2 separate regions of the Homo sapiens genome follow, and region 1 is linked to region 2. The links are chromatin loops, found by intact Hi-C in ENCODE. Cell type or tissue: HepG2. All regions are shown on one strand. Each heading gives the region's core, and the rest is flanking DNA. Links, peaks and the distances in the headings are about the cores only. Region 1 overlaps SLC9C2 (solute carrier family 9 member C2 (putative)). Region 2 has its middle 86 kb from the start of FASLG.

Region 1 (10,495 bases), core at 1,739-6,738, 760 kb after region 2:
AAAGGCTAAAGGTCCTTGAAGCCTGTGCTTAGCACCATCACTGCTACCTGGCCCACTTCTGCATTTGTCTAGCACCCTATTAACCTGTCAGAGCCATCTGCTCCTCCAGTCCACCCAGCAGTCTGCTCTGGCCCAAACAGGAGCCCTAATAGAGACCTCTACAGTCATGAGCCCTGCAGGCTGCCCCACCACCACCAAAATTGTCTCTATTCTGTCCTGGTCCAATAAGACAGGCCCATATTCCTTTTCAACTCTAGGCGTGACTTCCAGCCTTCTCAAACTTCTCTAAATTTGTCCTGGTTACTGAGGAAAGAAGGAAAAGATGTAGGGGCAAACATCTACATGACTCTCCACAACAAAATGTCTTGAAGTCTCTTGTTTTATCTTAAAAATTCATGCAAATTTGTCATCCTACTCGATAATATGTTTTTTAATATAAAATGTTTCAAATAACCTACCAGTTAAATGAGTTAACCTTTTTCTTTAAAGGATCCTCAAGTAAAACTGGTACTCTAGGAAGATGCGTGTGATCAGCCTGTGACTCCACAAACTGCAAGCATAGCAATCTGTACATCCAGGAATCCACACTCCAGAGGCAGAGCATGGATATTTAGACCCTAGTGTCTACACGTGTGCATGATGTATGTCCCTCCTCACCCCAAATTCCATAGATCCCTACTCTTTGACCTAAATATCAGTGAGGGGGGTAAAAATGGGGTGGGGCAAAATTACATCTTTCAAAAATACTCTGTAATTTTAATTTTTAAGTAATTTAAATGGGGTTTATTCTAATTTGTCCAAATTAATGAGTTGTAGCTAGGAGTGTCTTTTCTCACCACCTACAATTTGCTATTTTGCCTCAATTTATTTTAGCTGTATAGTTCAATATTTGCAATAAGAAAAAATTCTAATCAAAGTGTCAAGTTTATTACCTCATCTTTTGTCTTCCATTTATATTCTTTCCTGGTTGTTCAAAGACCGTGTTGACTGAGGCTAACCAAATCCAAGCATTGAACAGAAAAAGTAAATTAGGAATTTAAGAGTAAAGGCAACCAGAAAATATTTTGAAATATCTATTTGCTTTCTCCCTATAAGTTTCCCTTTTCCCTTCCCCCTCTCAAATGTCCCTGTTTTTCTTCCCTCAGAGGTTCGTAGTAGGCTCCCTAAAGTCCAATACAAGGGCTGACAAACTCATATGAGAATAGGCAGATCACGTAAACAGTTGAAGTGGGCGGGGTAAAGGCGAGAGTGAGCAGTGTGGACTGTGGCAAGCTGCAGAGCATCTGCTCCCTCTATAGAAGCCAAATGATACTCAGCCCTATCTATTGCCACATACAGGAATGAGGGCTGAGTGCTGGCAGACCTTATTTTTTCATGAAAACTTCAAAATCTGCATTTTTAAAATGCAAAACATTTGTTTCTACTTGGCAACTAATTTTAAAATTTTAAAAGAAAACAAGTGACTCTTAAACAAATTAAGAGTCAAAGATCCAGTCCACGTGCCTACCATTTGTGACTTTTGTCTGAAACCCATGAGGAATACAAAGTGATGTGTTTCCCTCTATCTAAAAATGATTACAGAGAAACTCATCAAGAAAAGGGGCCTGTGGGCACAAGAACACTAGGGACCTGTGCCCTGCTCCCTGACAGTGCTTAAGATCTCTGACTCAATAGCCCTTCTTAGGGTGCCCCAAGGGGGCTGACGCTAGACCCTGAGTTCCCAGCCTTGCCATAGACTCCTGTGCCCCAAGAGTGATTTGAAAGCAGCAGAGCGGCAGACCTTCAGAGACTGTGAGCTGGGGAAATGGTCATCTCAGTGCTAGCCAACTTGGAAAGGTGACCCAGGAGCAGAGGGGGCTCCCTAAATCACAGTGCTGCATATGACCCTAGAAGAGGGTGAGCCACAGGAACCTCTGAGGTTCAAATTGCTGCCAAGGGAAAAGCTTAATTACTTATTGAATATCTGTCTCTCCTCCCTATGAAGGCAAACACCTTATCTGGCTCACTCACCAATTGGCACTTGGCACAGTACCCAGCACACAGCGGGGCTGCATTTTATAAAAAGCAAGCAATTGAGAAACAGTGAGATATAAGACTGAGAAAACGTCACTCTTCGCACACAATTTGAAATCGTGCAAATCCTCCCCCCAAAGCAACAATCCATTAAGAATTGCATAATAGCTAAACTGATGGATCACATGAATTGTAAACACTGGGATGGTGCAAGTTAGAGTTACAAAGCTAGAGTGTGTCCTCAAGCTGGGGCAGCTGGGAGAATTTTGTCATTGGGCTTGGGAGGGCAGGGATGCTGAGCACAAGATGGAAGATCTTGTGTGTGTTTTTTCTAGAGCAAGCTCTTCCTATCAAGTCTTCTCTGTATAATGCTTAGCACCATGATGCATGCAGTTGGATGCTAATAAATGTAACTATAGCTACTCAGTGACTATCAAGGCATACTCAAGGCAAGTCATTTGACTTGTAGCTGTGACCATGGAATACTCACTGACTATGGGTAAGGTTTCCTATTCCCTTCAGTTGCTGGGAGCAAACCAGTTCCCCATACCTGGGCTCCTGTGAAAGAGTCTGTTCCCTCCCCATTCTTGCACTGCCAGCACCATGTGGCTGCAGCCTACCAGGGCAGCAACAGAGTGCATTGCAGAAGCTGCTCTCCCCTGACTAGTGTATGGAGGGAGGGACATGGCAGAGGAAGGAGCCACCTGGATTTTAGGGTCTGGAAGTCTCTCATATGTGACCTCCCAGGGCAATGTGGCAGCCAGGGTGGGCCCAAGGATGGGGACTAATGATAAACCCACATAGTGCCCTCTCAAATCACTTTCTTAGAGTTAAAGGAATTTTACATGTATTGAAGTTCCTTCTCAATAGTTTTCCTACCACTAAAGGTCTACCCCTTACCCATGACATTGGTGTTACTATTTCTTTGGGTAAGCTCAGATGCTTGGATTATCAGCAGCTTGCTTAAATCAGAAGTTCCCTGAACCTAGAGGAGAAAAGTCAAAATTAGTCAAAAGAGCATTCTTTGATCTCTAACCTGGCTGCTTCCTAATCTTTCCAAAGAGTATAAAAAATAAGCCAAAGCCTAAAGCTGGGTCTTCAATCTTGGCTCTATATTCTAAATTTCAAATCCTCTTTGATGTTGAGAAGTCTTAGACCAACAAATTGTCCTTGCATATTTAGACACCAGAGAGGAAATTTCTACACCTTACTCATAACTAGGCTGGAAATTCCCAGTTTGGAAAGCAGGGAATCCCCAGCATCCAGTAAGCTACTTTTACTCCTACACTGATGCTCAAGGGCTCAAGGCTCAGCATTCCCAGGATGGCAAGACTGTCTTCCTTTCTTAGACCATTTGTCCCATGTGCCATAAAATCTGCCTCCCAGAATGCCAGCATCAAACAAGTAATCATTATAACTATCATTTTTAGATTACCACATATTATCTCATTTAATCCTCCCAATAACCCGATAAGATGGCTGCTGACCTTATCCCTATCTTACCATGAAGGAAATTGAGGGTCAGAAAGGTTAAGCAACTTACCTAAGCTCAAGTACAAGTAGGCACAGGGATCAAGTTTTAAGCCTAAGTGTGCCTGACTCCAAACCCTGGTCTCTTAAGAAACTAAGCTGCAGTATTACTCCTGTTGCTTCCTTGCTTCTTGCCTCCATCCTTTGTTTCAAAGCTAAACAAGATTTTAATTTTCTATTAAAAACATGTAAATTACCTTCATCATCTGAATTGATGAAAGGTACAAAATAAGAATGTTTTGAAAGAAGAAAATTCATTTTTTAGGTTTACCAACTTTTCCAGGACAAATTTTCATAATGACTTTTCACAGCCTGAACTGGGAGAAAAGGTCTCTCCCATAAGGTAGAAACTTACTGCCAGATTTAAAGAGATGTCAGTCAGCTCTTCCCATGGCCTCTGGGTCCTCCCCATTCCTTTGCCCAGTGGCAGGCAGCTTGGGCCATTAGGGACTTTGCTTCTATCCTTCCCATGCCCTCTTATGTCCTAGGTGGTCACACTTCCTTTGTCTTTACAGAGGTATGGAATGCTGAGGCCCAGGGCCCAGGATCTACTATCAAGTGCCCATAGCCCCTAATGTGTCAACAAAGTGATGTGGCCCCTACTCTACTCCTTTTTTGTCAACCAGTGCAGATACTTCCAGAGCTATGCTAGAACACGGCATCGTTGCCTTGGCGTAAACTAGGGAAAACTTACAGCATCTCATCCTTCCTTTGGCACAGCCCCACGCCAGGGCAAAGGGCGTGGCAAGCAAACAGCAGGCAGATTTCAGCTCCCTGTCCCTTGGGCACACCCTTGTGTAGGGCACCTGTATTACAGTACACAGAAGCCCTAGGTACATTTTTACTGTTTGTAAAAGGCAAGTAAGAACTACAGGGTCATTCCAGGTTAAATTTCTTTTTAAGGTGATCAGTTGAGTTTTAAAGTCACTTTTGGAGCACCGTGAAGAGCAAGAGACTCTTTAGAAATGATATTTCTTACCTGCTCACAGGTTGTAGGTATAATGCAAGGTGCAAAATATGGTTCCTCTGTCTTAGTATCAATTACACTGCCATACACAATGATAACAAATTTCATGGTCATATTATCAATAATCATGTCACTATAGCTTGATAAAGTTTCCACATATGCTTGATTGAACATCACACAGTTCTGAAACCTTAAGTCCTATAATAAAATTGCATTTTAGAAAATAAGTCATACAAACTGACAGATGGTATCAAGAAGAAAACAGATTTACTGATCTATCTGAATTATTTGAGGGTGTCAGAAGGTACACAGCCCCTGGCACCAACAGACAGGATTTATTTAGCATTCAGAATGGCCTCTGACAAATTTCTAAATTCCAAATGTTTATGCTGTTAATGGGCCCTGGATACTGTTGCCCAGCCCTAAATTGTGAGCTCTCAGCCACAGCAGGGTAGTTGGCTATGACTCAGGAGATTTCTATTTGCACAAGACTCAGAGTCTTAAAAGATTCAGAGTTTCACTTACAAGTAAGCTTATGTTCCACTTGACAGGTGAATAGGAATAACACAAAGCCAAAACAAAGCAAGCTAGAGTCTGAGCTATACTTCAAGGCTCAGAGTCATAGACTTTAGAACTGGGAGGGAGTTATTATGGGTTGAATTGTGCACACACACACACACACACACACCACCTCCCACCCAATTCTTATGCTGAAGTCCTAACTCCCAGTATCCTGGAATGTGACCTTATTGAAATGGGTCATTGCAGATGCAATTAGTTAAGATGAAGTCATACTGGAATAGGTTGGGCCTCTAATTTGAACAACTAGTGTCCTTATAAAAAGGGGAAACTTGGACGCAGACTTGCACACAGGGAGAACGCCACGTGAATATAAAGGCAGCCATTTATAAGCCAAGGAGGGAGGCCTGGCCCAGATTCTCCCTCACAGCCCCTCAGTAGGAGCCAATCCTCCCAACACCTTGATTTCTAATTTCTAGCCTCCAGAACTGTGAAACGATGCATTTCTGGTTTTTTTACGCCACCCAGTTTGTGGTACTTTGTTACAGCCGTGCTTGCAAACTAACCCAGGAATTTAGAGATCAGCCCAACAGTAGGCATCTCCTGCACAGGGCCCTGACAGGGCTGTCAGCTCAGTCTAAACATCTCCACCCCCATTCAGGGCACAGCTACATGAGCCAGTCCCTGAATCTCAGTCACTGACAGGTGAATCATACATTTATTTGCTGAGGGCACCAGCACAACTGGGAACCAAAAACATTTAAAAATTAGCAAATGTATCTAGTATTTCACAACCAGAAAATCTAAAAAAAAATCAGCTGTTTTGGTTTGATTTTAAAATGCATATACATTTTGAGTTCTGTGATTTAGAGGGAAAAAAATCTTAATTGGCTAGTTCTTTAATGGAAAAAAAAAGAAAGAAACTAAGTATTAAATAGAGATTCTCTATTTAATAATAAATACAATTTTTTTAATGTTTTATATCTGTACTTTCTCATTTATATAATGAATATGTGTTGCTTGTGAATTTAAAAAAATTTAAAGGACATTCATCTTATTATTGAGTCAAGTCTGAGTCCATACAGTTTCTACCCATTGGTCCTAATTCTCACCCCTGAAGTTTCATACTAGACTCTAAATTTGTCCCACTTCTCATGAAGATGCAAGGTAAAAGGAAAAGAGAAGAATTCCAATCCCCTTATCCCTCTGCTAAAATTTTTCTGAAAGTTATTATTGCAATAAAGTAAAAGAAACCTGACTGGCTTGTATGACACACTCATTTTTTAACCCAATATTTATTTATACCCAGTCGCTCAGTTCAGTGAATATTACTGAACTTCCAATCTTTCCCAGTTCACTTCCCCAGTTCCTGACTCACTAGCTAGTAAGGGTTCCAATAGTTACTAAATAGGATACAAATGTGAGATTGTAAATTGTGCTTGTCCAGAGAAAACTTGAACCACTACTCTTTGGAGGGGAAGTCCATGAGAGAGGCTCAGTCACCTCCACAAAGATTTTGAAAAGGCAGGAGATTTACAGACTTATATTAACATCGGCAGAGTAGGCAATAATAAATACAGACAGAGCGTTTGTTAACACATTCTGATTAACACTATGCTTGGTTCAGGGGGGGATCTACCTATTTTGAATTTGCTAAATCTACCTTCTTTTTTTTTTTAGAAATGATTGCAAGTAGCTTGGGAAAATTAGCTGTGACAAAAGGATTGACAACCTGTAGGAACTCAGGATAAGAGAGCAGTTAAAATTCTAGCAATCTCATTTTAGAAAAGCAGACACAGGGCCAGGCACAGTGGCTCACGCCTATAATCCCAGCACTTTGGGAGGCCGAGGTGAGTAGATCACTTGAGGTCAGGAGTTCAACACCAGCCTGGCCAACATGGTGAAATCCTGTCTCTACTAATAATAAAAAAAATTAGCCAGAGGTGGGGGCAGGCGCCTATAATCCCAGTTACTTGGGAGGCTGAGGCAGGAGAATTGCTTCAACCTGGGAGACAGAGGTTGTAGTGAGCTGAGACTGCACCATTGCACTCCAGCCTGGGCAACAGAGTGAGCCTCTGTCTCAAAAAAAAAAAAAATCAAACACAAATTTCCTTTCTATTTTTGTCTCAAAAATATGAAATGCATTTTGTAAAAAATACAATGCATAAAAATTCAATTTATTAATATTTTAATCACATAACTTACCTCATCAATAAGACTTGATTCAAAATACTGATAGGCAGTACTGAGAGCAAGCTTTAGCCATATTTTATATTCCAGAGATGGCCAGAAGGCATCAAAGCCTTCATATAAATCCTCCAGGGAGATAAAGCAGGCCTGAAACAAAAAGGAACCAGGCCATAGCAGCTTGATGTGGAACTAAATTACAAGACCATCAAAAAACAAGATGCCTGCAGATTTAACCTTCAGAAAAACTATCAATTCTAGCATAATTATGATACTCTTGTCATTTAGAAGCATTTGTATTGTGAAAATGGTTGTTTGCTAAGTATAAGATGATAAAATGTATGGTGTGATTAAAGCTATAGACTTTAATAAGAGACCAGAAAAATGTATATCAGTCAATAGATATAATGAAGGATATGGCTCATGAGCCCAAAGTCCAGGATTCAGGAACTAAGCCATATGAACTTATCTATTTTTATTGTCATGGTAGATAACATGAGCTCATTCACAGTATTTGTTTCCAGAGGCAAATAGTTTAGCTGAATAAAAAAGATACACTTTCAGATTCAAGTTACACGAACTTCAGTGAATTCAATTCAGCCTTATGACTAAACTCATGCCTTCTCTCCTCTTCCAAAAATGAAATGACATGAAATAGCTAAAACAACATTTCCTTCCACTCCACACACCCCTAAGACTCTGGATCCTGCTCTTTTGCATCATATAGTCTCCAAAGATTGAGAATTCTTTGGCTCATTTCTTTTTTTGTTTAATTATTTCATTGTACTTTAAGTTCCAGGATACAAGTACAGAATGCGTAGGTTTGTTACTTAGGTCTACGTGTGCCATGGTGGTTTGCTGTACCTATCAACATGTCATCTAAGTTTTAAGCCCCCCATGCATTAGCTATTTATTCTAATGCTCTCATTCCTCTCACCCCCTCAATCCCCAAACGGCCCTGGTGTGTGATGTTCCCCTCCCTGTGTCCATGTGTTCTCATTGTTCAACTCCCACTTATGAGTGAGAACATGCAGTGTTTGGTTTTCTGTTCCTGTGTAAGTTTGCTGAGGATGGCGGCTTCCAATTTCATCTATGTCCCTGCAAAGGACATGTTCTCATTCCTTTTTATGGCTGCACAGTATTCCATGGTGTGTATGTACCACATTTTCTTTATCCAGTCTATCATTGATGGGCATTTAAGTTGGTTCCATGTCTTTGCTCTTGTGAATAGTGTGGCAATAAACATACATGTGCATGTGTCTTTATAGTAGAATGATTTATATTCCTTTGGGTATTTACCCAGTAATGGGATTGCTGGGTCAAATGGTATTTCTGGTTCTAGGTCCTTGAGGAATCATCACACTGTCTTCCACAATGGTTGAACTAATTTACATTCCCACCAACAGTGTGAAAGTGTTCTTAGTTCTCCACAGCCTCACAAGCATCTATTGTTTCCTGGATTTTTTTTCCTTTCTTTTCCTTTTTTTTTTTTTTTTTTTTTTTTGAGACAGAGTCTCACTCTCTCACTAAGCTGGAGTGCAGTGGTGCATCTCGGCTCACTGCAACCTCCACCTCCTGGGTTCAAGCAATTCTCCTGCCTCAGCCACCCGAGTAGCTGGGACTATAAGTGCGCCACCATGCCCAGCTAGTTTTTGTATTTTTAGTAGGGATGGGGTTTCCCCATGTTGGCCAGGATGGTCTTAATCTCTTGACCTCATGATCCCCCTGCCTCAGCCTCCCAAAGTGCTGGGATTACAGGCATGAGCCACCGTGCCTGGCCCATTTCCTGACTTTTTAATAATTGCCATTCTGACTGGTGTGAGATGGTATTTCATTGCGGTTTTGATTTGCATTTTTCTAATCAGTGATGTTGAGCTTTTTTTCATATGTTTGTTGGCTACGTAAATTGTCTTCTTTTGAAAGGTGTCTGTTCATATCCTTTGCCCACTTTTTGATGGGGTTTTTCTTGTAAATTTGTTTAAGTTCCTTGTAGATTCCGGATATTAGACCTTTGTCAGATGGGTAGATTGCAATAACTTTCTCCCATTCTGTAGGCTGCCTGTTCACTCTAATGATAGTTTCTTTTGCTGTGCAGAAGCTCTTTAATTAGATCTCATTTGTCAATTTAGGCTTTTGTTGCAATTGCCTTTGGCATTTTTGTCATGAAGTCTTTGCCCATGCCTATGTCCTGGGTGGTATTGCCTAGGTTTTCTTCTAGGGTTTTTATGATTTTGGGTTTTACATGTAAGTCTTTAATCCATCTTGAGTTAATTTACGTATAAGGTGTAAGGAAGGGGTCCAGTTTTGGTTTTCTGCATATGGCTCACCAGTTTTCCCAACACCATTTACTGAATAGGAGATCCTTTCCCCATTGCTTGTTTTTATCAGGTTTGTCGAAGATGAGGTAGTTGTATATGTGTAGGGTTATTTCTGAGGCCTCTGTTCTGTTCCATTGGTCCATATGTCTGTTTTGGTACCAGTACCATGCTATTTTGGTTACTGTAGCCTTGTGGTATAGTTTGAAGTCAGCTAGCGTGATGCCTCCAGCTTTGTTCTTTTTGCTTACGATTGTCTTGTCTATGTGGGCTCTTTTTTGGTTCCATATGAAATTTAAAATAGTTTTTTCTAATTCTGTGAAGAATGTCAATGGTAGTTTGATGGAAATAGCATTGAATCTATAAATAACTTTGGGCAGTATGGTCATTTTCACACTATTGATTCTTCCTATCCATAAGCATGGAATGTTTTTCCATTTGTTTGTGTCCCCTCTTATTTCCTTGAGGAGTGGCTTGTAGTTCTCCTTGAAAAGGTCCTTCACATCCCTTGTTAGCTGTGTTCCTAGGTATTTTATTCTCTTTGTAGCAATTGTGTATTGGAGTTCATTCATGATTTGGCTCTCTGCTTGTCTGTTGTTGGTGCATAGCAATGCTTGTGATTTTTGCATGTTGATTTTGTATCCTGAGACTTTGCTGAACTTGCTTATCAGCTTAAGGAGTTTGTGGACTGAGACAATGGGGTTTTCTAAATATAGAATCATGTCAGCTGCAAACAGAGACAATTTGATTTCCTCTCTTCCCATTTGAATACCTTTATTTCTTTATCTTTCCTGATTGCCCTAGCCAGAACTTCTAATACTATGTTGAATAGAAGTGGTGAGAGAGGGTATCCTCGTCTTGTGCCAGGTTCCAAAGGAAATGCTTCCAGCTTTTGCCATTCAGTATGATATTGGCTGTGGGTTTGTCATAAATAGTTCTTATTATTTTGAGATATGTTCCATCA
Region 2 (10,495 bases), core at 2,342-7,341:
AGGTCCATTTGGTCTAAAGTGTAGTTTAAGTCCAATATTTCCTCATTGATTGTATGAATGATCTATTAATTGTTGAAAGTGAGGTATTGAAGTCCTCCACTATTATTGTTTTACTGTCTATTCCTCCCTTCAGATCTATTAGTATGTGTTTTATGTATTTAGGCACTCTGATGTCGCCTGCATATATATTTATAATTGTTATATCTTCTTAATATATTGATTCCTTTGTCATTAAAAATTGCCTTCTTTGTTTCTTTTTACAGTTTTGACTTAAAGTCTATTTTGACGTAAGTATAGCTACATTTGCTATCTTTTCCTTTCCATTTTCATGGAATGTCTTTTTCTATCCCTTCACTTTCAGTCTATACATGTCCTAGAAGCTGAAGTAAGTATCTTATAAAGAGCATATAGTTAGGGTTTAAAAAAATCCATTCAGGGCTAGGTGTGGTGGCTCATCCCTGTAATCTCAGCACTTTGAGAAGCTGAGACAGGCAGATCACTTGAGGTCAGGAGTTTGAGACCAGCCTGGCCAACATGGGGAAATGTGTCTCTACTAAAAATACAAAATATTAGCCAGGTGTGGTAGTGTGCACCTGTAGTCCCAGCTACTTGGGAGGCTGAGGCAGGAGAATCACTTGAACCTGGGAGGGAGAGGTTGCAGTGAGCTGAGACTGTGCCACTGCCCTCCTGCCTGGGTGACAGAGCGAGACTCCATTTCAAAAACAAACAAACAGACAAACAAAACCACCCCATTCAACCACTCTATTTATTTTGCTTAGAGAATTTAATCTATTTACTTTCAAGGTAATTATCAGTAGGTAAGAACTTCCTATTGCCATTTTGTTAGATTTCTCTTTCTTTCTTTCTTTCTTTTTTTTTTTGCTTATTTTGAGTCTTCTTTTGTGATTTGATGATTTGTTGTAGTGGTATGCTTTGATTTTTTTCTTTGTCTGTTATATATCTACTATAGGTTTTTGTTTTGTGGTCACCAAGATGTGTATATATAACGTCTTATAGGTATAACAGTACGTTTTAAGCTGATAACCCCTTAAATTCCATTACATAGAAAAACTACATATTTCCTGCTCCCTACACATTATGTTTTTCATTTCATAATTTACATATTTTAAGCCATTATTTCTTCAAATTTTTTTTCTGTGCCAATCTCTCTCTCATCTTTTTCTGGGATTTCAATGATATGAATATTAGACTTTTGAATATTTTCCTCTAGGTCTCTGGAGCTCTGTTTTTTAAAATAATTTCCCTCTGAATTCTTCAGATTGAATAATTTTTATTGATCTATACTTGCTTGCTGACTCCTCTATTATCTCCCTTGAGTCCATCCAGTAAATTTTATATTTCAGATATTATATTTTTTAGTTCTAAAATCACCATTTGATTCTGTATTTGTAGCTCCTGCTTCTCTGCTGAGCACTTCTATTTTTTTATCCATTTCAAAAGTGGTTCCTTCTAGAAGCACAATTATAGTAACTGCTCTAAATTCTGTCTGATTCCCATATCTGGGTCATCGCAGGATTGACATCTGTTGATTTTGTTTTCCCTTACGAGTGGTTAGATGTTTTTGGTGCTATATGTCAAGTTATTTTGGATTTTATTGACAATTTGAGTACTATATGGGGAGACTCTATGTCCTAATAAAGTCCTTTGGGGAAGGTTATTTTTTGGTTGTTGTTATTTTGCTTTTGTAGATACTCAATTTTGTTAGGTTCAGACTGCAAGTTTTAGCTCACCTTTCTGGATGGTGATTCCAATGTTAGTTACATTTTCAAGGCCTTTGCTGTGCTGCTCTGGGTCTGTCTGTGCATGTGCTACTCAGAGATAACTCCAGTGTGTCTTTAGCTACAGAATTAGAAGATTTCCTTCTCTAGCTCTTTCCCCTCAAGTATTTCTTTCCCCCAAATTCTCTGACTTCCAAGGGCTTGTTTTCCTAGTTATGTGGTCACTAGAAAGATAAGATTTAACTTGAAGCTATAGTGACCATAATACCCATAATTCTCCATGATCGGGGCTGCCTTTAGAGCAAAATGGCAGAGAAAAGAGAGAGGAAGATAAAACATAAAAGTGATTCATCTACCCTTTTTGTACTACAGGATTTCCTTTTGGTTCCTTTCTAGTTCCTCTGGCCCAAAATTTGGGTTTTCCCTCAAGGTGTTAGGTACTGGAGACATTGTTGCCACCACATTGTAGGTTCATGGGTGGGCTGCCCTTGGTGTAGAACTGGGAAAAAATAGAAAAACTGATGGGAATTTTCTACTCTTCCCATTTTTCCCAGTCCTCTTTTTATGGGGACCTATTTTCTGGGCCCTCTGATCAGAAATACTCTTAGAGCTTTTGCTGCTCGCTTCCATGATGGAACCACTCTTGAGTCAAAGTGGGAAAACAAAAGAACAAAAATACCAAGGAAATTCACCTGTGAATGGATTTTTCTTCAAGCTTAGCTTCTCCTTCCTAATTTGCTTGCATTCTTAATTTTTTTAGAGCTCTCAAGTAGTTGCAGTTTATGTTTTGTCCACTATTTTCAGTTGTAATCCATGAGAGACAGTGGCTGTAGTGGACTTGTTCCCTCTTGGCTAGCAATAGGAGTTCTCTGTATCTATGCACGTTTGTATTGATTCTTCATAGCTCACAGTGTCTGTCACCTAGGTGATGAGCAAAACGTATGTATTGAGTGAAAGGATGAATGAATAGACAAAGGAATGAAAAAATAAGAATATGAAAAAAATAAAGGAAGGAAGAAAGAAGATGAATAGATGGATGGGCAAGGAACATGTGATTCCTACAGGTGTGTCAGTGTTTAGGCATGATTCTATTTTATGGTCGCTAGATGGCAGTAGAAGACAACGCCCACTCAGCGATTTTTTTAAAAAAATGTATTCAACATTTATTGACAGTCTACTATAGGCAAGGCACTTTATTAGGAACTGAGAGGGGTGAAAGTGGGGAGGAGGATAGGGTCCAAAGAAAAATAAGAGTCAGCTTCTGGCCTTTAACAATTCACAAGTTGACAAGTACAGAAAGATTAACCAAATTATGGACATCCTTAAATGGGGTGAGGGGCCATAGCCTCTACATTCATGTGGTCATGGCCCTGTCTGAAGGCTGAGAATTAGGTGGGTGGGCAGATTTTAGGGGCAGTACACTGTTCTTTGCTGGTGGGGTGGCCAGCCACCGCTGGATCAAAAGCCAAAGACTCAATTGCTTCTAGGTTCCCAGACGGAAGCTGAGTGACTACTGCAGCCTGCCTGCAGTAGTCACTTGATCCTCTGAAGGGCCTGGATGGACTCAGCTTGTTCTCACGTGGGGATGTGGGCCTGGCATTACCAGATCTTCCATTTCTCATGACAAGTCAAAAATACAAACTGATATGAAATTTCCTGATTTGTAAATGCTGGCACTAATTCACAGTTTACAAAGCACTGAGTGAGTCAATCAAAACACATCTATGGGAATGGAGTTGGCTCTTGAACCATCATCACTTCGTGATCTCTATTCCAGAGAGTCATCTGTGAGTTCCTTTCATGGTCTCTGCCATGGATGCCACTCAGACCAAAGTGTCCTTTGAAGGAGTTCCTCCTTTTTTCCCCCTCTCCTTGTTCCCCATTCCTTATGTTCAGAGATTCCCTAAGAGAGCAACACTTACCAGCTTTTCTCCATGCCAGTGAGCCCTACCTGATCTCTCCTCTAGGAAGGAGCCACCAGGCTGGCCAGTCAGGGCAGGTGGCTGGGTTGCAAGCACTCCATTTCTGGTGTCCTTCTTACATCTCAAATACATCAGTTTGAGCTTTTTCATGACCCTAAAGGTTCATTCGTGTGCAGAAAAGATTCAGAAATTATTTTGATTTTAAAAATTAATTTTCTTTTTAAATCTATTTAAAAGTTCCTTCAAACATTTAGGTTACATTTAAAATATTATTATTCTATTTACATGTCTACATACATACTTTATTAATTGCTTCATATTTTTTAATAGTTAGATCTGAAGGAGAATTTAGATTTTCAGTTTCTCTTGCTGATTCCTTATTACAACTATCCAGGACAAAGGAAAAGGATGATTAGTATTCCATGTTCCCTGAGGCCATGGAAGCTGGGAATCTGGTCCAAGGGCACTAGGGTGCCTGAGAAATGCAGTACCAAGAGGTACAGAATGTCGACTCAGGAAGGAGGTAGGGAGTTTCTTTCCCTCTTTCTCTCCTCCAGTGATCAGTACTCCAGGTGGCATAGCAAGAGTCAGAAAAGTACAGCAGTTGCAAGGGCGTTTCTCTCTGAGGTTCAGCCTCAACTCTTCCTCTAACCAGGGACGTCACTTTGGACACATTGCTTAGCCTCTCCATGCCTTCATTTTCTTTCTGTGAAGTGGGAGTGTTAACATATTCTGGAAGGTGTTGGGAAAGGGAAGATGTTGATCAAAGGGTATAAAGTTTAAGTTAGATTAGAGAAATATATTTTAGTGTTCTATTACACTGCATGGTGACCGTGGCTAATAATATGTTATTATATATTTCAAAATTACTAAAAGAATAGATTTTTAATGTTCTCATTACAAAAAATGATAAGTTGGTGAAGCGATCGATATTTTAATTAGCTTGACTGAGTCTTTCTACAATGTATACATAGATGAAAACATCATATTGTACCCCATAGATTTATACAATTATATATATTATCTCACAGAGCTATTCTGAAGATTAAGTAAAATGTCTGGCCTAATATAAACAGGAGGTAAACAGATAGGTATTTATTTCTTGTTTCTTTGATATAAATGTTGACATCGGATTTATTTGTTAGGACGAACTATAGACAAGATGGTGAGAACCAGCAAGATGTCCTCAGGAATTCCTGCTTCACTTATCCCACAGAGCTGACTGTGGCCCCTTCAGAAGTCCAGATACTTTTTATTCTCATTTCCTTTCCAGTCTCAATGTGAACTCTTAGCAAAAAACTGGATCCTTCTCAATCAGCTATTTCCTTCAGAGAGGCGGAAGAAGGAGAGATGGGTGAGGGGTCATCCCAGAAATCCTAGTGGACAGGCCTCTTCTGGGAGCATCAGATGCCTACAAGGTGTTTATGGACTGACATCTGTGAGTGTGTCTGTTTTCTTAGTGTTGGTGTCAGGGTGTGTAGAAGTTGAAAGTGAATGGCAACTCTAGTGTCTTGTTGTGTTACGAACTTTCACCAGGTGGCAGAAGAGTACTGTGAAGAGAAGTCACAAGGATTCACAATCACTCTCCAAAGTAGTGGGAAGTCAAGCAAGAAAGGGTGGCTTGTTCAGAACAGTTGCGATCATTCTGAAAGCAACTCATAAGGGTTGGCAAGTTAAGCTCCAATATGAATTCATTTAGAAACCAGAAAAACAAGAAGAGACTAGCTTGCCAGATGAGAGGAGATTCTGTATGAAAGGAGAGACTTCTAGAAGTGTGGTTGGCAAACCATCCCAAAAGCCTGCACAGTAGGGTAACATGAATGGACCTCATTTAGTTGATTACCTGGAAGTTCAACTGTGGGTATGAAATGTAGGATCAGCTAATATGGTGGCAGAGGAGCTGGTTGCCTATATGGTTTAATTGGAGAATTCCTGAATCTATTTTCTTCCACCCAGTTTCTCTATTATGGTTTATCTGGGGTCAGCCTTTTCTCTAAAAGGTCACTATTATAATGCAAGTACGGAACACCCCCCCTCCCCAGCCCCTTAACTCTTGTTAACTGATATTAATTCTTCTGATTAGTTTATGTCACTTGGAAGAGTGGATTGTCCCAAGGAAAGAATGGAGAACAGGCTAGACCTTGGTGTTGCTAAAGCTAGTGCTGCACTCATGGCTAGGCCAGTGTTCTCCTGTTGAGTAGAAACAATTTCATAGAATGCCAACATCAGAAAAGGCACTCTGTGATCACAATAGAGAAAGAAATAAAATCCACTCTATAATCCTGTCTGAGCACAGATGAAACCAAGAGCGTTGTCTAAAAGTGACCACAAAAATGACCAGTGTGCCCCTATCCTTATTGATATAAGAGATTGCTGCTGCTTTACCAAGGAATGCTTTAGTCAGTCTCGTTTTATTCTTCACACCTTCTAGGTAAGAATTATTAAGATACCCAGTCATGGGATCCTAACAATATCTAACTCAGAGAAAAGATCCACTTCTTTAAACCCTGTCCAAAATCACTTAACACGAGGTTTGGCAAGAGAGCACCTGACGTTCAGAGAGAGATGAAAACTAGGGAAAGAATGTACCAAAGGAAAGGAAAGAGATGATGAAGCCAAAACCTCAGGGCTTTACAGTGGGGCCTTGAGTGGGCTCTTGTTTCAATGTATTCAGTAACCAGAAGCCAGGGACCCTGCTTGCACTGCCTGCCACTGACATTTCTCCTCTGATCTAAGTCTCTGCTTAACAAAGAAGCCTGTGGCTACTCTTAAAGTCTCCCCATCTGGAATGGGGGTGAGTTTGTTCAGCTCACTCCTTCTTCTCCTTCCTGAGCAGCTGACTTATTCTGATGTGGTTTTGCGGTTATACAGTAAGCAGCACTGCTTATGTGGACATGGTGTACTTTCAGTTTCTGAAAGTGAGTCATGTTGACTTTCCTCTGAGGAGTAAGAGTGACCCTTGCTTAAAAGGACAACATGACTAGAAGGAAGAAACACCAGAGGCCACCAGGACCAGAATGTTTACCAATGTAGGCAGTCACTAGTTTTTAGGAGTAGTTTGTGTCATCTTTTTAAACAAGGTAAACTAGGAAGAAACATTTGGTTTTGAATCTTTGAGTGTTTGCCAATGTTTGAAGTACTTATCTATTTTTACTCATCATTTAAAGTGATGTTTGTGGCTAAGAGCTCAAGATCTACAAACATACTTAAATAAGTTTACATTTGGTCAGCTGGAACCTGATGGGGACATTTCCAAGAGGATCACTTGCTAGTATTACATCTTTAATTTTCATGTATGTTAATGGCTTGTGATATTGGACTATTCATCCAGGCCCTAAGAAATCTCAGCAGGTCTATTGAGAATCAAAATTAAGGCTGTACATAGCCACTATACAGAATAAGGAGTTTCTTGTAATCTAACTCTCCTTCGTGGTCTTATTTGGTTAATTTTTTCATGATAACATGTAGAGCCAATATGGGCTCTTGTCACCACTTCTGCATCCTTGCAAGCATTGTTAATTGTCTTATGTTTTTCTTGCTTAGCCAGGATGTAGCCTCAAGATACTTCCCGTCACCATGCTCCTGACAGCCACTGCTGTCAGATCACAGTAGATAAGTGAGATCAAGCCCACTTGCATGTCTGCCCTAGAATCTCCATTTAACTTTGCTCTTGGGTATCCAAATCATAGGAGTGCCGCTGTCCTCCAATCAAGGAGACTGTCTTTCTTTCCTCAATAATTAAATCCCTCTGGGTCCAAGAAAGCGCGAATAGAATTATTGTCAAATTCTATATCACTGAGCCATCATCACTACCTATTGCCTTGGTAAGTCATTTGGGCAATTGGAGAGAATAAGAAAAGCCCAGTAGTGAAGCAGCATGTATTAAATAATTAGTGAGATATTCAAGACAGTTTATATTTCACAAGTATATAAAAATTGCTATTACTTCACGGGACTGAATTTCCTTTTCTATTTTCTCTTTCTTTCTTTCTTTCTTTCTTTCTTTCTTTCTTTCTTTCTTTCTTTCTTTCTTTCCTTCCTTCCTTCCTTCCTTCCTTCCTTCTTTTTTTTGAGATGGCGTCTTGCTCTGTTGCCCAGGCTAGAGTGATCACAGCTCACTGCAACCTCTGCCTCCCAGGCTCAAGCGATCTTCACACCTCAGCCTCCTGAGTAGTTGGAACTACAAGTATGCACCACCAAGCCCGGCTAATTTTTGTATTTTTTGTAGAGACGGAGTTTCATCATGTTGCCCAGGCTGGTCTGTGAACTCCTGGACTCAAGCCATCTGCCTGCCTTGGCCTCCCAAAGGGCTGGGATTACAGGGGGCTGAATTTTCAAGGCAAGGCAAGTCCCCCTTTTAACTTTTGTTAGGTACTAGGCCTGTCATTTGGTAGTTGCTATAAAGTAGGTGGCAGCATCTATTAGGATGGAATAGATTCAGTAGGGAGACTTACTAAACTGCTAATATTTATGAAATTTAGTATGTGATAGCTATTTGTACTTCTTAATAAAATATATTTATTAAAATCATAACATACAAGTACTGATTAAATATTGTTCTAGCTGAGAGTCTTGGTTGCAATTAATAGGTATAAGCTCTAGATTATATAAGCAGGAAAAGGACTTATTGAAAGGTTCTAGACACAGAACCTCATCTCCTCCGGTGCTGAAGCCCGCGGCGGGGCAGGATGGGCAGGAGAGCAGAGCCGCGGAGTCTGCCGCGCGGGTGAAGAGCGGCGCGTAATTCCTGTGGCGGAATTGTTCTGCGCCTGCAGCCCCTGTGTTAGCAGGATCTGAACCCGGGCGGCTGCATGCTTACAGGCGCAGAGGTCAGAGAGCCCTTGGCTTAAAGTAAGCCATCCCCTCACCTTCTTCGAGGCCTCCAGGGCTGGGCCCAAGCACCCGTCGACGGCACCCTGGGCCCAGAGCACTCGCGGGCCTCATCTCCAATGATTCAGAACTCACATTCGTCACTGCTGCAACCCCAAGATGTCAGAGACACAGTGGAAACGCTTATGGTATGAAGAAAACATGAGGCACCACCAGTTACATCTGGTGATCAAGGCTTTCCTGTGTGGCTCCATCAGTGGAACCTGCTCTACCCTCCTTTTCCAACCTCTGGATCTCCTTAAAACACGCCTGCAAACCCTCCAGCCCTCAGATCATGGGTCTAGACGTGTTGGGATGTTGGCTGTACTCTTGAAGGTGGTTCACACGGAGAGTCTTTTAGGCCTTTGGAAAGGGATGTCCCCTTCCGTTGTGAGATGTGTCCCTGGCGTTGGAATCTACTTTGGCACTCTCTAGTCTTTGAAGCGGTATTTCTTGCGAGGCCATCCCCCAACCGCCCTGGAGTCAATCATGCTGGGGGTGGGCTCTCTCTCTGTTGCAGGGGTCTGTATGTTACCCATCACTGTAATCAAGATGTGCTATGAGAGTGGGAAATATGGCTATGAGAGTATCTACGCTGCCGTGAGGAGCATCTATCGCAGTGAGGGGCACCGGGGCCTCTTCAGTGGCCTGACAGCAACTCTCCTTCGAGATATGCCCTTTTCAGGAAACTACCTGATGTTTTACAACCAGACCAAAAACATAGTGCCCCATGACCAGGTGGATGCAACCTTTATTCCTATTACAAATTTCAGCTGTGGGATATTTGCTGGTATTCTCGCCTCACTGGTAACTCAACCTGCGGATGTTATCAAAACTCATATGCAGCTTTACCCACTGAAGTTTCAATGGATTGGCCAAGCAGTGACACTTACTTTCAAAGACTATGGACTACGTGGCTTCTTCCAAGGTGGCATCCCCCGAGCCCTCTGCAGAACTCTAATGGCAGCAATGGCGTAGATGGTGTATGAAGAGATGATGGCCAAGATGGGCCTGAAGTCCTGACCAAGAGAGGACTGGGAAAGGGTGAAATCTATTGCCCTGCTTGGTTTCTGCCAAGGGCTGCTGCTGCTTACTATTCTGCAGTAAGATGAAGTCCTACCTGGAAAACCAGGCAGAAATTGTGTTGCCTTTGCCTTCGGTAATCCCTTTAAGGAGAAAAATATATGGACCTGATTTGAGCCTTCACAATCTCCAAAAGAGGAGTCACCAATACATAGAACACACTGGGGTGTTAGGAGAGAGTTTTGCATACCCTGAGAGGCTACTTGGAAAGGCATTTTCCCAGGAGAGCTCTGTCAGGTGGCTGCGCTTCTGGCCCACACCTACACCACAGGGTCTCCTTGGGTACGTTCTTGGGCAAGGAATCACAAAGCCAGAGAAGCTGTAAGCTGCCTGCCGGGCCTGAGGAGCTCCAGCCAGGGAGGACTGGATGTGAGGAGAGGAGTCACTGTTACCAGGTCACAGACTGACTGAGGTGATGGTAGGATGAGGAGGAATAGATGCCATTCTTTAATTGGTTCTCAGTCAACTTCTCAGAGGCTCTGGGGAACGGGACAGTGGCTTTCTAGCCTCTGAATGTCCAAATAAAATTTTTTGGTCTTGGCCCCTGTATTGTTTCACCTCTAAATTCTGGCATTTTTTTTTTCCCTGCAATTAAAGTGCTTTACTTTAAAAAAAAAAAGTTTCTAGAGTAGCTCAGAGAAGCAACTAGAAATCTAGAAGACAAGACTTCAATCAAAAGACAGTCACCACACTTCCGTCAGGCTGGTGCAAGAGCTGTGTACTTGTCTGATTCTCAGAGAAGAGAATGAAGGTTCTTTAAAAAAATATTTTAAGGACATGTCTATGCATATATACAATATATTTTTTAAACTTTTAAGTTCAGGGGTACATGTGAAGGTTCATTATATAGGTAAACTTGTGTCATGGGAGTTTGTTGTATAG

What was found. A loop is a pair of places that touch in the nucleus more often than their neighbours do. Peaks named below come from ENCODE experiments on the same cell type or tissue, not always from the same donor. Only the 100,000 strongest peaks of a DNase experiment are listed, where the experiment ranks them.
Region 1: a loop joins it to region 2, with 6 times the contacts of the local background. A loop is called at or near these places in 2 of 110 quality-filtered maps.

What each region holds. Positions count from the first base shown.
Region 1 is chr1:173,502,334-173,512,828 of GRCh38, forward strand. It overlaps SLC9C2 (solute carrier family 9 member C2 (putative)), which reads right to left. Exons shown (of 28, transcript NM_178527.4): 24 at 7,235-7,366; 25 at 4,523-4,708; 26 at 2,914-2,998; 27 at 933-993. Among named protein-coding and RNA genes, the nearest start is that of PRDX6, 30 kb to the left of the region's middle. RefSeq lists an enhancer at 2,477-3,676. In HepG2, for the core only: a CTCF peak has its summit at 4,334; a DNase peak (open chromatin) is centred at 4,318.
Region 2 is chr1:172,739,950-172,750,444 of GRCh38, forward strand. It overlaps the pseudogene SLC25A38P1. Among named protein-coding and RNA genes, the nearest start is that of FASLG, 86 kb to the left of the region's middle. In HepG2, for the core only: CTCF peaks have their summits at 2,844 (motif pointing right) and 5,207 (motif pointing right); DNase peaks (open chromatin) are centred at 5,202 and 6,572.